3 separate regions of the Homo sapiens genome follow, and all the other regions are linked to region 2. The links are chromatin contacts, found by Hi-C or POLR2A ChIA-PET in ENCODE. All regions are on one chromosome and are shown on one strand. The core of a region is the stretch at or near the end of the contact, and the rest is flanking DNA. Distances in the headings are between cores, read along the strand shown. Region 1 holds the start of SLC30A1 (solute carrier family 30 member 1). Region 2 holds the start of PACC1 (proton activated chloride channel 1). Region 3 holds the start of LPGAT1 (lysophosphatidylglycerol acyltransferase 1).

Region 1 (3,954 bases), core at 734-3,233, 840 kb after region 2:
AAAGCGAGGCACAGCAGCCCTTAGTAGAAAGCAAAATGGTCTTCAAACTGCCTCTAGGCCATTTCCATGAGGATATCTTGACCCATAAGTGGCTTCCGAATTTCTGTATATGAGGGGCTAGTTGATAGGATGTTTGAAGCTGTGTTTACAGATGATCAGAAAACTGTCACTCATCCATATCAAAGGAGAGGAAGTTATGGAAGTCCTAAACCCATTAATCCACCCTTTAGCACTGCCCAAACCCAGACTTCACTTCAAATTAAGCACATTAAAAATGGAGTTCATATTTTCTCCTAAAAATCAGCTTCTTGGCCTCCCTTCCCAACTTCCTCACCTGTTTAAGGCAGTATTTTCCTTGTCAGGTTAGAAACATTATAACTATCTTTGTTCTCCTACCTAGCTTCCTCCTTCCCAATACCCAATTAATCATCAAATTCTATCATTTTTTCCTTAATAATGTCTTGAAAATTTTCCTCCATTCTTTATATTCCAGCAAAACAGAAACAGAAGGTGAGGATCCAGCTCTCCAGTCTGGATGGGGAGACTAGAAACACACTACATACAAGTGAAAAAAATTTCATAGGAATTACAAGAATACCAAAACAATGCAAAATAACAGCTCCAAACAAGCCTTGTATACACATCTCCAGGCAATAGCTGGCACTGCATTTGTCCAGTAGTAATCTAGGGCAGTGGGTGGGGAGGTCCTTCTGCTGCGCAGGGGCTGTGGTGAGGCCTTTCAGGTCCAGCTTAAGCCACTCTGATTCCAGCCACCACCCCACCTTAGATGGGCAAGCTGTTCCTTTCCAGATCAACTCATCTCCACCCACAACACAGTGCTTATGTATTCAGTCTAAAATAGCACAATTTATCAAGAGTATTCCATCGTAATTTTAAAATGTCGTGTTTATATTTTACCTCCACCTGGACAGAAACTCGTTCCTTTGTATTCTTACTGCCCCTCCACCTCCCCATAGCAACCAGCACAAGATTCCACCGTGTGTAGTCTATAAATAAATGTTAAATCATAGAGCCTTAGAATTTTGGAGTCAGACGGGGATCTTCAGAGTTGCATTTGTCCAGTCCTTTATAGATGGGGAAACAGGTCTAGAGAGATTAGGTGACTTGCTCAAAGCCACACAGCTGGCTATTGACAAGGCAAGGAGCAGAGCCCAGGTTTCTCCTGCCTGAAGTCTGTACCCTGAACTGTCCTTAGATAATCAGTGACAGACACCTGAGTTCACACAAGGTCTCCAGGGGTTGATGGTGATAGGAGAAACTGGCTTTCCCAAAACATGTACAAAGATTCGGTCCACGCCCCTAGCAGACCTTCGGGAGGACTAACTCCTCAGCTCGGCGTCCAGCAGAGTCCCAAGTTACAGTCGCACTTGTTTATGCGTCTGTCGGCCTCCTCCGACAGGACCGAGTACTCGAGGGCCCCGCGCTCAGGGGCTCCCCTCCGGCCCCTCCCCCGCCGCCGAGCTGTCACACAGCCGCCGCGCGGCCCGCCCCCACGTGGACTGGGCTCGGAGGATCAAAGTCTGTTTGCAGACTTTGCAGCCCGGCCCCCGCAGGTGTGCTGGGAGTTGCGATGGTCCGCAGGCCAGGACTCCGCCACACCCGAGGGGACCCGGCCAGCCCCTCCCCCTCCCGCTGCACGCGGCCCGCGCCCCCAATTCGCCCGCCGCTGCACCCGGCCACGGCCCCCCGGCCCACGCCCGGCTCCGGGAGGAAAAGGCCCCGCCCCTATCTGTTGGAGCCGCGACCCCGCCCCCTTCCCGCCCCTCCGAGGCTCCATCCAATAGTGAGCGTGGCTGGGCGGGACGCCGAGGCTGTCGTGAGGGGGTCCTGACCAATGGGGAAGCGTGCCGGGCCTGGTGGGCGGGGCGGCAAGGCCTTGTCACGCTCGGGTCCGTGTGAAAACGGGGGTTCCGAGTGCAAAGCAAAGTTTTTTTGTAAACCGTCTGCAAAGGCGGGGGGGCGAAGAAGGCGCCCGAGACCGGGCCGAGTGCAGCTGCCGTGGCCGCCGCCTCTCTAGCTCCTCAGCCATCCGCTCCTCAGTCCAGCCGCCGCAGAGGAGACCAGCAAGCAGAGCCCTCAGATGCTCGGAGCTTTCTCGGCGCGAAGCTGCCCGTCGCCCTCTCCTGCCGCCCTCGCCCGCCGCCCTCCTGCTCCTGCTCCGGCTGCGGCTCTTGGTACCCCGGCTCCGGGAGCCCAGCTCCCCGCCACCGCCGCCGCCTGGGTGTGGGGGCTGCTGAGGCTGAGCCGGGCCTCGGCGCCGGCTCTGAGGACGGACGCCTGAGGAGCTGCGCGGCGCGGCGCCGCCGGCTGGCGGAGAACGCCCACAGGCGCGGGGCTCGGCGGCTTGACCCGGGCTTGTCCCCGTGCGGCCGCGGGGGCCCCTCAGCGGTTTCCCGAACGGCCCGACTCGGGCGCTCCTCCGTGTCGCGGTCGCCGACCCTCCGCGTCCCGCCAACGCCGCCGCTGCACCAGTCTCCGGGCCGGGCTCGGCGGGCCCCGCAGCCGCAGCCATGGGGTGTTGGGGTCGGAACCGGGGCCGGCTGCTGTGCATGCTGGCGCTGACCTTCATGTTCATGGTGCTGGAGGTGGTGGTGAGCCGGGTGACCTCGTCGCTGGCGATGCTCTCCGACTCCTTCCACATGCTGTCGGACGTGCTGGCGCTGGTGGTGGCGCTGGTGGCCGAGCGCTTCGCCCGGCGGACCCACGCCACCCAGAAGAACACGTTCGGCTGGATCCGAGCCGAGGTAATGGGGGCTCTGGTGAACGCCATCTTCCTGACTGGCCTCTGTTTCGCCATCCTGCTGGAGGCCATCGAGCGCTTCATCGAGCCGCACGAGATGCAGCAGCCGCTGGTGGTCCTTGGGGTCGGCGTGGCCGGGCTGCTGGTCAACGTGCTGGGGCTCTGCCTCTTCCACCATCACAGCGGCTTCAGCCAGGACTCCGGCCACGGCCACTCGCACGGGGGTCACGGCCACGGCCACGGCCTCCCCAAGGGGCCTCGCGTTAAGAGCACCCGCCCCGGGAGCAGCGACATCAACGTGGCCCCGGGCGAGCAGGGTCCCGACCAGGAGGAGACCAACACCCTGGTGGCCAATACCAGCAACTCCAACGGGCTGAAATTGGACCCCGCAGGTGAGCCGGGAAAGTCGCTGCCGCAGGTGGTTGGGTTTGGGGTGCCCAGAGCCTCGCCTGGCCTTCGGCGGGGTGGCCCGCACGCCCCCTGCTGCCCGAGCGGGCCTGCGCCGCGCCGCCCCTGCCTGCTCCCTCCCCGTCCTGCACACGCCCCGCTGCTGCTCCAGGAAATCAGAACCCCCTCAGTCGGGTGCAAGGAGCCGGCGACGCGTCTGGCATATTTGTAGGTGGGGGCTGTGGGTCAGACCCTAAGAAAAAGGGTCAGGAGGTGATCATCATCCCGCTGCAGTCCACACCCGCACTTGGCTGTCTTTACAGGCTGCAGCAACTTTGCTGGAGACTTGTCTGGTTATGGTTATAACAGCGTCAGAAATGCTTCCCAATTCAATTCCTTGGCCCTCTTGGGAAACGGAGAGAATCCCCAATTCGTCCCCAGTAGTTGGGTGCTGGAAACCTTGCTCTGCCAAAGTAGTTCTTATGCCCATTGAACTCCGTTTCATAATATGCATTCAGAGCGTGTAAACCCTGGTTAAAGGTTTCTTTTATGAACAGCAGTGTATGCTTCAGCTAATTGATCCCTAATCCTGGAAATCATAGATTTAGGACCTGTCTGGGCATGTTTAACATTTTCCCAGGACTTTTCATAATCGTACTGAACTAAAAGTGATGGTAATTTATTCATCTTATATTTTTAGTGGATGCTTTTTATATTTAACATTAAGTGCTCTTGAAGGAAATTTGAAAATAAATGTTGAAAGAAAGGAGATGGAAATGACTCAACCAGTGTCCTACTACCCAAGC
Region 2 (3,861 bases), core at 550-3,049:
TGTGTGGTGTCCTGGAAGCCAGGGAGGAACGCGTATCAAGGAGGAGGGAGGATCAGCCAAGTCCACTGTGGCTGATAAATCAAGAAAGAGGAGGATGGGAAAATGGCCATCTGATGTGACAACACTGAGGTCACTTGTGACCTTGACAAGCACTGTTCCAGTGGAGTGGAGGGGAGTAAAGCCTGACTGGTGTGTGCTCATGAAGGAATGGGAGAGAGGACTTGGGGGCTGCAAGGACAGAACATTATTTACATGTTTATGATCTGTCTCTCCACAGTTGCATGAAAGAGCCACGAAAGCCAGGACCCAAGGGTATCTTATCCATTTCTGTATCCCAGTGCCCAGCACATTGTATTTGTTAAGCCATATTTTATATTTTATTAGCCAGTATCTCCTTCAAATGTGGGAGCCCATAATTTTCCAGTTTGGTCACACCAACAAAGACTAGAGAGGAATGACAGGGTTGGAATAGAATTCTCTGGTTCCTTCCAGCTCTAATATTCTATGATGGTGTGAACTTGTTCTATCAAGTACCATTGTATTAACACAGTAAGGAATTTAATTAGTGGTCTGCTATTGTTAATTTGTTTTGGTAAGCAACTGTTAAATGAAATGGCTGGAATCAGTGTTCCATTCATAAATTTAACAAACATTTGTCGAGTGCCTACAATGTGTTAGGCACTATATATATTGTCCCATATAACAGATTTAAGAGCAGAGGGCCTAGGATAGGGGTGAGTGGTCAGGAGAGGTGATGGGGACCTCCCATTGCTAATGCTCCAGGAGGTCCAGGGTTCTTTGATGTGGCTGGCACTATTCTGCTTATCACTGAGGAGAGAAGAGGCTCCCAGTGGCCTGAGTGGAGGGGTTACCAAGCTGCAGCTGCAAGGGACACAGAGCAGCATTCACCAAGGCACAACAAGCAGCCTCTATCTGCTTCACCACTGAGGAGCCGAGGGCCCTCACACAACAGCTGTTTCAGGCAGTGGGAGGAGAGGAAGATGTGGTCTTCAGGTCCACCCTGCCACAGGGCCAACACCAGATTTGACGCCACATCTAGCGCTTGAGGCTTCTTCTGTGGCTGAACAGCGGCTTTAGGCTTTCTCTGCACGATCCTTCCTTTCTGCTTTCATAGGCCTTGTCAGGCAGGGCAGGGTTTAGCAGTTGCATTCTAAGGCGAGGAGAGGAGGGCTCAGAGCATTGCAAGACCTAAAGGGGAGGGTCAGAGCCAGGACAAGAACCTAGGGGTACTCCTGCCCCTGGAATAATGGAGAGAACATGGGCTCCGCAGTCTACCCCTGGATGAAATAATCTTCATTTGATTACCGCTCCACCCGCATCCTTTCTGAAACAAAGTACCTCAGTTTCCTCATTTGTAAATTAGGGAGAAAAATGTCCTTCTTACAGGGTTCCTTGCAGAATCAACGGCATAATGTGAGTGAGAGCGCTTTGTAACTAACATACAAAGTGCTCTCCAGACATTTATTACCGTTTTAAACCGCCAGGCCAAGCTTCCTCTTGCAATTATAGATTAGGGGCTCCTACTCATCTGACTTTGTTCCACTTTCCACTCCTCTTCTCCGTCCCTCCCCCTCCAACAAAGAGAGGAAGTGAGAGACGCAGAGGCACGCGTCTAAGGACCAGCTTAGCTGGCCCAGGGTCACATGCAGGCCTCCGCCACAGGGGTGAGAGCTGGTGTGAGGGGCGCCCCCGCCCAGAACTACATTTCCCATCAACACTTTCGCGACTCCTGGGCGGCAGCGGCCAGGCGCATGCGCCGAGTATCGCCACGCCTGGTCTCTGGGACGCCCCTCCGGACCGGTTTCGCCTCGCGGAGCCGGTAGGTCCAGGTGCAGCGGCCGCAGTGCTGCGTCCGTGCGCCGCGGGCTGGGGCGGTCTCAGGTGTGCCGAAGCTCTGGTCAGTGCCATGATCCGGCAGGAGCGCTCCACATCCTACCAGGAGGTACGAGGTTGTGAGAGACGGAAGGGAAGTTTGAGGCGGAGGAGCAGGGTCCCGGGGGCCTGGGCGGATGCGGGGCGGGGGGTGTCGGGGCTGCGCGGCAGAGGGCTCTTCCGAGGGACCGACGGGTGCGTCAGGGGAGGGCTCCCGGGGTGCAGAGGAGCGGCCCAGGGGCAGGAAGGAAGCGGGGCAGCGGAGCGGGCGCCCAGCGTTCTCCGTATGCTGCGGGTTGCATGGCCGAGGTCCGGAGTAGGGTCCCCGGCGCCGCGACCCGTAACCAGCAGGTGAATGATTGAAGCTACCTGAGGCCCAGCCTTCCGCGCTCCCCGCCGGAGCGGCAGCCCAATGGCCCAGAGGAACCCGGCGTTCTTTGCAACAAGTGGAGCGCCCGCGCCCTCCTCCCGGCGAGATCTGATGCGCGGTCGGCATCGTCGGCATCCTCCCCCTCCAAGCCCAAGGCCTCGCTGTCCCCGCGGCTGGTGACAGGATTGATTACCTGTTTTTTGGTGACCACCTAACTTTGAAAAAGTGCCTTCATGGACTCTGCTAGTTCTCGCTCCTCTTCGTCTCTCCCTCCAGTCTCACCTCCTCCCACGACTTTATCACTTTCCAGTTCTTTGTCTCTTCTCTGTCCTGCGCTGCAGGCTGTGCGTCCAGCGCTTCCTTCAAGCAAGCCCTGCCTCCTCACTTCTCCAGCTGTATTAGTGAAACTGCTCTCCTCCTCCGCCTCCACTTCTCGGCCCCCAAACCTTGGTCATCTTTGGCAACCGTCCTCTTCTGTGCCCCTCCATCGTGCCGCCTCATTGGCCAAAGTCAGGCAGTTCCAGGTCGGTCCTCCTCCAGTTTGTGTCCCTGTGTTTGCTGTAACCTCTGAGTGCGATACTGTGTTACCATCGCTCCCTTTAGTCTCTTATACTCTCCAGATTTGCCTTGAGGCCCTGCCTTCACCTCGGAGCATTCCTTTTTTCTCAGACCTGACGCTGCCCTTCGTCTGCCCAGAACAGTCCAGACTTCTCAGCAGGCTCCCAAAGCTCTGAACAGCACAGCAGCCATGTCTCCCATTACCTTTGCCACCTCCTAACCCACCTAGGGTCTGGCACAGTGGAAACTCAGTTTTAAAATGTGCTCCTGCCTCTGTGCGTGTGCTCACTCCATTCCTTCATCAACGCTCCGCCAAGCTCCATTGGGTAAAATGCCCCCAGAAGTCAAGGGCTACCTCAAGTTCCATGTGTTCCATAGGGGTCCGCTTTCCAGACCCGTCTGCATTTCTGTCTGTCCTTCTCATAATGAACTTGCTGCCTTCTGTCTTAGTCAATAGTTACTGCTGTACATATCTCCCTTTGTAAAAGACTGATTCACAGAAGGGCTTTGTGGACTATATAAAGCAGGTGGCTTAGCCCTACAGTGGAGGGAGAAGCCAACTTGAAGGCAGATGAGATTTGCCTAAGGCTTGCCATTTTTTAGTGTAGGATCTTGGCTGGAATCTGGCCTTGGACAGATTTCTATATTTCTCCTCCCATCCCCTTTATTCCATCTGTTTCCTTTGTCTGAAAGGAGTCTGAGGGATTTTAACCAGTGCTGTGGATTCCATGACCCCTAGATTCTGTACCCTAAACAGTGGGGGAATCCTGGGGAATGAGATGTGTCTGAAAGTTTTTAGGTTTATAGGGTGTGGAGCACAGTGGATAAAAGTCAGAAAGCCCACGTTCGTGCCTGGCTGTGCCTCTTGCTGTTTGTGTGACTTTTATTGAGTCACATAACTTTCTGAGCCTCAGTTTCTTTGTCTGAAAGATGAAGATAATAAAAGTCCCTACCTCCCAGGGTTGTTTGGGGATTAGATAAGTTGGTGTGGAAAGCGCTTGGCTCAGTGTCTGGCAAATGGTGACCCCACAGTGAATGAT
Region 3 (3,925 bases), core at 1,426-3,925, 580 kb after region 2:
ATCCTCTTTCTTTTTCAAAGGACCATTCTCTTGTGGTTCAAATGTGGGCTTTTGAAACAGAAACAATAATGTCTGTGGCTATAGGGTGGGGTCTGTTCATTTCCCTCTTTTCTCTATTGGAGTGTACATGAAGGTGTTGAAATTGTTGGCTTCATGTTTGTGTTTTGATAAAGATGGCTCTAAGGTAGCAGGATAGGGGACTAGAAGCTAACTAGTCATTGAAGAAGATCCTTGTTTTCCACAGAACAGTCTACCCTGGAGAACTGGCTGTTCCAATCTTCCTGTTACAGTCATTCAGAGCATTCATACATCTCTCTGTCCATGGTGCAATAAAATAGGCTATGGAACAATCTCAGGAGGCTTCCTAAGTGGTTGAAAGGAGGCAGGGCAAAAAAATTGTAGTATAGGCAAGAGGAAGGTAAAACTAACTAAAACGAACTTCGAAATGCAAGAAATAAACACAAGCATCATCTGAAATTGTTCCCTTAAGAAGTCAGCCCTAACAGTTTCTTATCTATTATAGCAGCTGAATTATCTTGAAACTGATATTGTGGTCAGAAAGTTAAGAAGATAACCCCTCTCCTACACTCTTGGCACAAAACCAGGGCATATCTATACCTGGAACATAATGTGTTGTACTGTTGGTTGAGTTTCAAGAAAAGTCCAATGAGGTTGGAAGCAGTTAATATGAGGATATCTGAAAAGATCAAGGAGATTAGGTATTCCCTACTCCTTCCATAAGGAGGTACTGAAATGGCAGAATTCTGCAATGAGAGATGGTGATCAGCAAGCCGAGGGGACAGGCCTCAGAAGAAACCAGACCTCCCCACACTTTGATCTCTGATCTTGGCCTTCAGAACTTCGAGAAAATAAGTTTCTGTTGTTTAAGCCACCCAGTTTGCAGTATTTTGTTATGGCAGCTCTAGCTGACTAACACACATGAGAACACATATGATCAAATGATTTAAAATTATGAAGGGTCTAGAAGAGAATGTGATCATCTCAGAATACCTCTAAGTCAGGGTTTCTTAAAGCAAGGTCTGCATACTACTTGCATCAGAATCACCTATGACGCTTTTTAAAAAGCAGGTTCTCAGGTCCACTGGACCTAGATTATTAAAATGTTCTGGTATGATGCTGAAGAATCTGTCTCTTTGGTAGACACTTCAAGTGTTGTTTTTGTACACTAAAGAGCCAGAGGTCCTGCCCAACCTCTGGCTCTTTTCTGAGCCTGAAAATGAATTCTGGGCCTGGTACTAATTGCATTTCATCAAGTGCTGCTGTGTCTGGTCCTCTGGCAGATGGTCCCTGATCCAGGAATCACGTGTAAATCCCATTGTAGGTTATCTCTCTCCAGGTGTCAGCCAACGTTTACGCAGCATGTGGGAAAGCTGAATTGCATGGACCAGATGGAATCCTTAGAGTTTATTCTTGATTGTGGAAATAAATATGTACCTCACCTATCTTACTGAAGAATATAATGACATATTTTGAATAATAAAGTATATATATTATCTCTCTCATGAGATTTATTTAAAGATCTTACTACCTTGTCAATAAAGAGAGAATGCAAGGAATAGAATGGGGCATATCTTTCCTTCACCTGTGGACCTAAGAGGAACTGAAATTAGAGAAAGTTGAGAGTCCAGAGCAAACGCTGTGATGAACATTTTCAAAATAGGCAGAATAGGTGGCATTCTGATTCAAATATGGCAGTTCCCTAGGGAGTGTGAAATCTGCCCTGCCCCATCCCCTCCATTTACAAATGTGCTTAAGGGACATAAGGTTTTATAAACAGGATTTTTAAAAACTAAAATTTAGGCAGATCATTTAAGAATGCTCAAGGGGGTAGGTCAATGGACTATTTCTCTATTTTCCTTCAGGTGGTCCAGCCTTTGAACCAGAATGCAGCTATAGTATCCCAAGTGACGGGGTCTGTCTAGGAGTTCCCATGGCCACTGTTTTTTGTCTTTTCGGTTTTTCTTTTTATGGCGGGCGGGGGAGGGCGGGCGGGTGAGTACTTACTTAATGCCAGGCACTTGGTTGTTTTTTCCTTCTTGACTAACCAGATTTCAGTTTCTCTGTGTAGACCATTCATTCCCACTGAGTTTCTTGGTGGGGTGGTGGGGGCGGGGGCGATGAATGGGAAAGTGGAATTGCCATTAATGTTCCAGCTGCTTTCCTGAAACAAGACTTTTGACCGTAAAAAGAATGAATTTGAAACTCTAGACAATAATACACTGCAGAGGTTAAGAAGAAAAGCCATGAGTGCAACCGGGTTTCATTAAGAATGAAAAGTGGACATTTAGCCGTCAAGGAGACAGGTTCCTAGTTTGGGCAGAGAAGAGAGCCCTAACAATGAAAGGCGGCCGTGTTGGCTGAAAGGGGGCTCTCAACTGAAACCAAGGCACTCCTGGGGTGTGAGGATGGGTGTTCATTCCTAGATCTTTCCGAGCGGCCCTTTCCCTCAGTATGTTCTGGACTCACTGAGGTCCTGGCCGAGCGTCCAGGTAGCCCCGAGGGCCCCGACTCGCTGGCGCAGGGGTAGGGGGAGCGGGCCAGGCGGGGCAAGCGGGCCAGGCAGCGGCGGCGGCGCTTTCATTAGAGGGCGCTGTGGGAGCGGCTCCGCCGCAGTCCCGACTCCCGCCGCTTCCTCCCGCCGCCCCTCCCCGCCAGTCCGGGCGAACGCGGCCGGGCCCTTGGGGACCGAGTCTCGGCGCCGCCGGGGAACGGGCGCGGGCCGCGCCACAGCCGGAGCGGGGCAGGGCCCCGCCACCGCCTTCTTCCGCCGGCCCCGCCGCCGGCCATGCATTCTTCCGGCTCCTCTGACTCCCAAAGCCCCGGCTGGGGCCCGGCCAGCCCGAGGTAACCTCCGGCTCCGCGGTCGCAGGCCCCAGAGCGGCAGCGGAGCCGGGCCAGGGGAGGCGCTGGGGGCGGGGAAGGGGGTGTCGTCGTCGCGTGGCCCGGGGAGGCGGCAGCGGCCTGAGGGACGAGGGCGCGGTAGGCCCCGGGGAGGAGGCGGGGGCGCGGGGCATCCGCCCGCCTCCCCGGGACCCGCCCGGGTGACAGGTCCGGCCTCTGAGTCCCCGCCGTCCCTCTGTCCGCAGGCAGCCGCGAGGGGAGTAGGGCGCCAGCGCGCCCGCTCGCGCAGCGCCTCGGGCCGCTTGGGCCGCCACCGCGTCCATGACCGCGACCCCTCGGCGGGGGACACCCGCCCCCGCTCTCCGCAGCCGCCCGCCGTCCGCGCCCGCCGAGGTGAGCCCGGCGCGCGGGCCGCGCCCGCCGCCACGACCCTTCCACATCCGCGGAAACCGCTGCAGGCTCCACCGGCTCCCCGCGCTGCGGTCGCCTCTTCTCTGCCCCTTTCATCATCCCCTGCTTCCTTGCCCTCTGGTCGGAAATCTCATTCTCTTCATCCCCAGTTCCTTGGCTTTTACCTCTTTCTGGCTTTTGCTCCCTTCCCCCTACTCCTGTCCTTCCTCTTTTTCGCATTATAACCCCCTACTTTCTTCCTCTCACCTTGTAAGCTTTTTTTCTAGGCCCCCCATTTTTTTTCTTAAAAAAAAAAGGGAAACAAAAACCCTATTGCTACAAATGAGAATTTTGAGGGTAACTCTTCGCTAGAGCCAGAGACCTTTTAAAGGAATGCATCGGTGTGCAGGAATCGTGGTGGTGAGGAGACTGAGGTCCTCAGTATCTGGGAAATCTTATTGAGGGGACCCTGTTTCGGTCATGTCACTTGTGTCTTCAGTTTGGAGATCCTGAGGTTGTCTGAAGCGAGTGGATCTATTTTTCTAAGTCCAATAGACGACCGCAGTGAGACACGGTGCGGGGACGGCCACCGATTACTGAATGGGAATTGTGTTATCATTTGCTAAATATATTGTGACATACTTCGTGCCTCGGTGAACAGCTCCCTTGACCT

Evidence for each region. Hi-C counts contacts between places; a loop is a spot of excess contacts on that map. ChIA-PET counts read pairs that join two places held with the same protein, here RNA polymerase II (POLR2A). Pooled maps may share reads with other maps.
Region 1: a loop to region 2 is called in a map of B cell, with 33 times the contacts of the local background. The contact joins the promoter of SLC30A1 here to the promoter of PACC1 in region 2. A Hi-C loop is called at or near these places in 5 of 168 maps with a recorded cell type or tissue (B cell, CD4-positive, alpha-beta T cell, CD8-positive, alpha-beta T cell and 1 more), 4 of 37 single-sample maps with no recorded cell type and 12 of 50 pooled maps. POLR2A ChIA-PET finds 5 or more read pairs at or near these places in 1 of 52 experiments (K562).
Region 3: a loop to region 2 is called in a map of B cell, with 10 times the contacts of the local background. The contact joins the promoter of LPGAT1 here to the promoter of PACC1 in region 2. A Hi-C loop is called at or near these places in 4 of 168 maps with a recorded cell type or tissue (B cell, CD4-positive, alpha-beta T cell, CD8-positive, alpha-beta T cell and 1 more) and 11 of 50 pooled maps. POLR2A ChIA-PET finds 5 or more read pairs at or near these places in 3 of 52 experiments (GM12878, WTC11 and activated CD4-positive, alpha-beta T cell).

The regions. Positions count from the first base shown.
Region 1 is chr1:211,577,190-211,581,143 of GRCh38, reverse strand. SLC30A1 (solute carrier family 30 member 1) reads left to right here and starts at 1,983. Exons shown (of 2, transcript NM_021194.3): 1 at 1,983-3,153. The coding sequence starts at 2,532. RefSeq lists silencers at 1,394-1,953, 2,194-2,503, 3,004-3,353 and enhancers at 1,810-2,309, 2,310-2,811, 2,784-2,893.
Region 2 is chr1:212,412,824-212,416,684 of GRCh38, reverse strand. PACC1 (proton activated chloride channel 1) reads left to right here and starts at 1,799. Exons shown (of 8, transcript NM_018252.3): 1 at 1,799-1,963. The coding sequence starts at 1,928. RefSeq lists a silencer at 2,088-2,147.
Region 3 is chr1:211,829,513-211,833,437 of GRCh38, reverse strand. LPGAT1 (lysophosphatidylglycerol acyltransferase 1) reads left to right here and starts at 2,675. Exons shown (of 8, transcript NM_014873.3): 1 at 2,675-2,865. LPGAT1-AS1 (LPGAT1 antisense RNA 1) reads right to left here and starts at 2,477. Exons shown (of 6, transcript NR_135820.1): 1 at 2,398-2,477; 2 at 2,026-2,182. RefSeq lists a silencer at 2,491-3,250.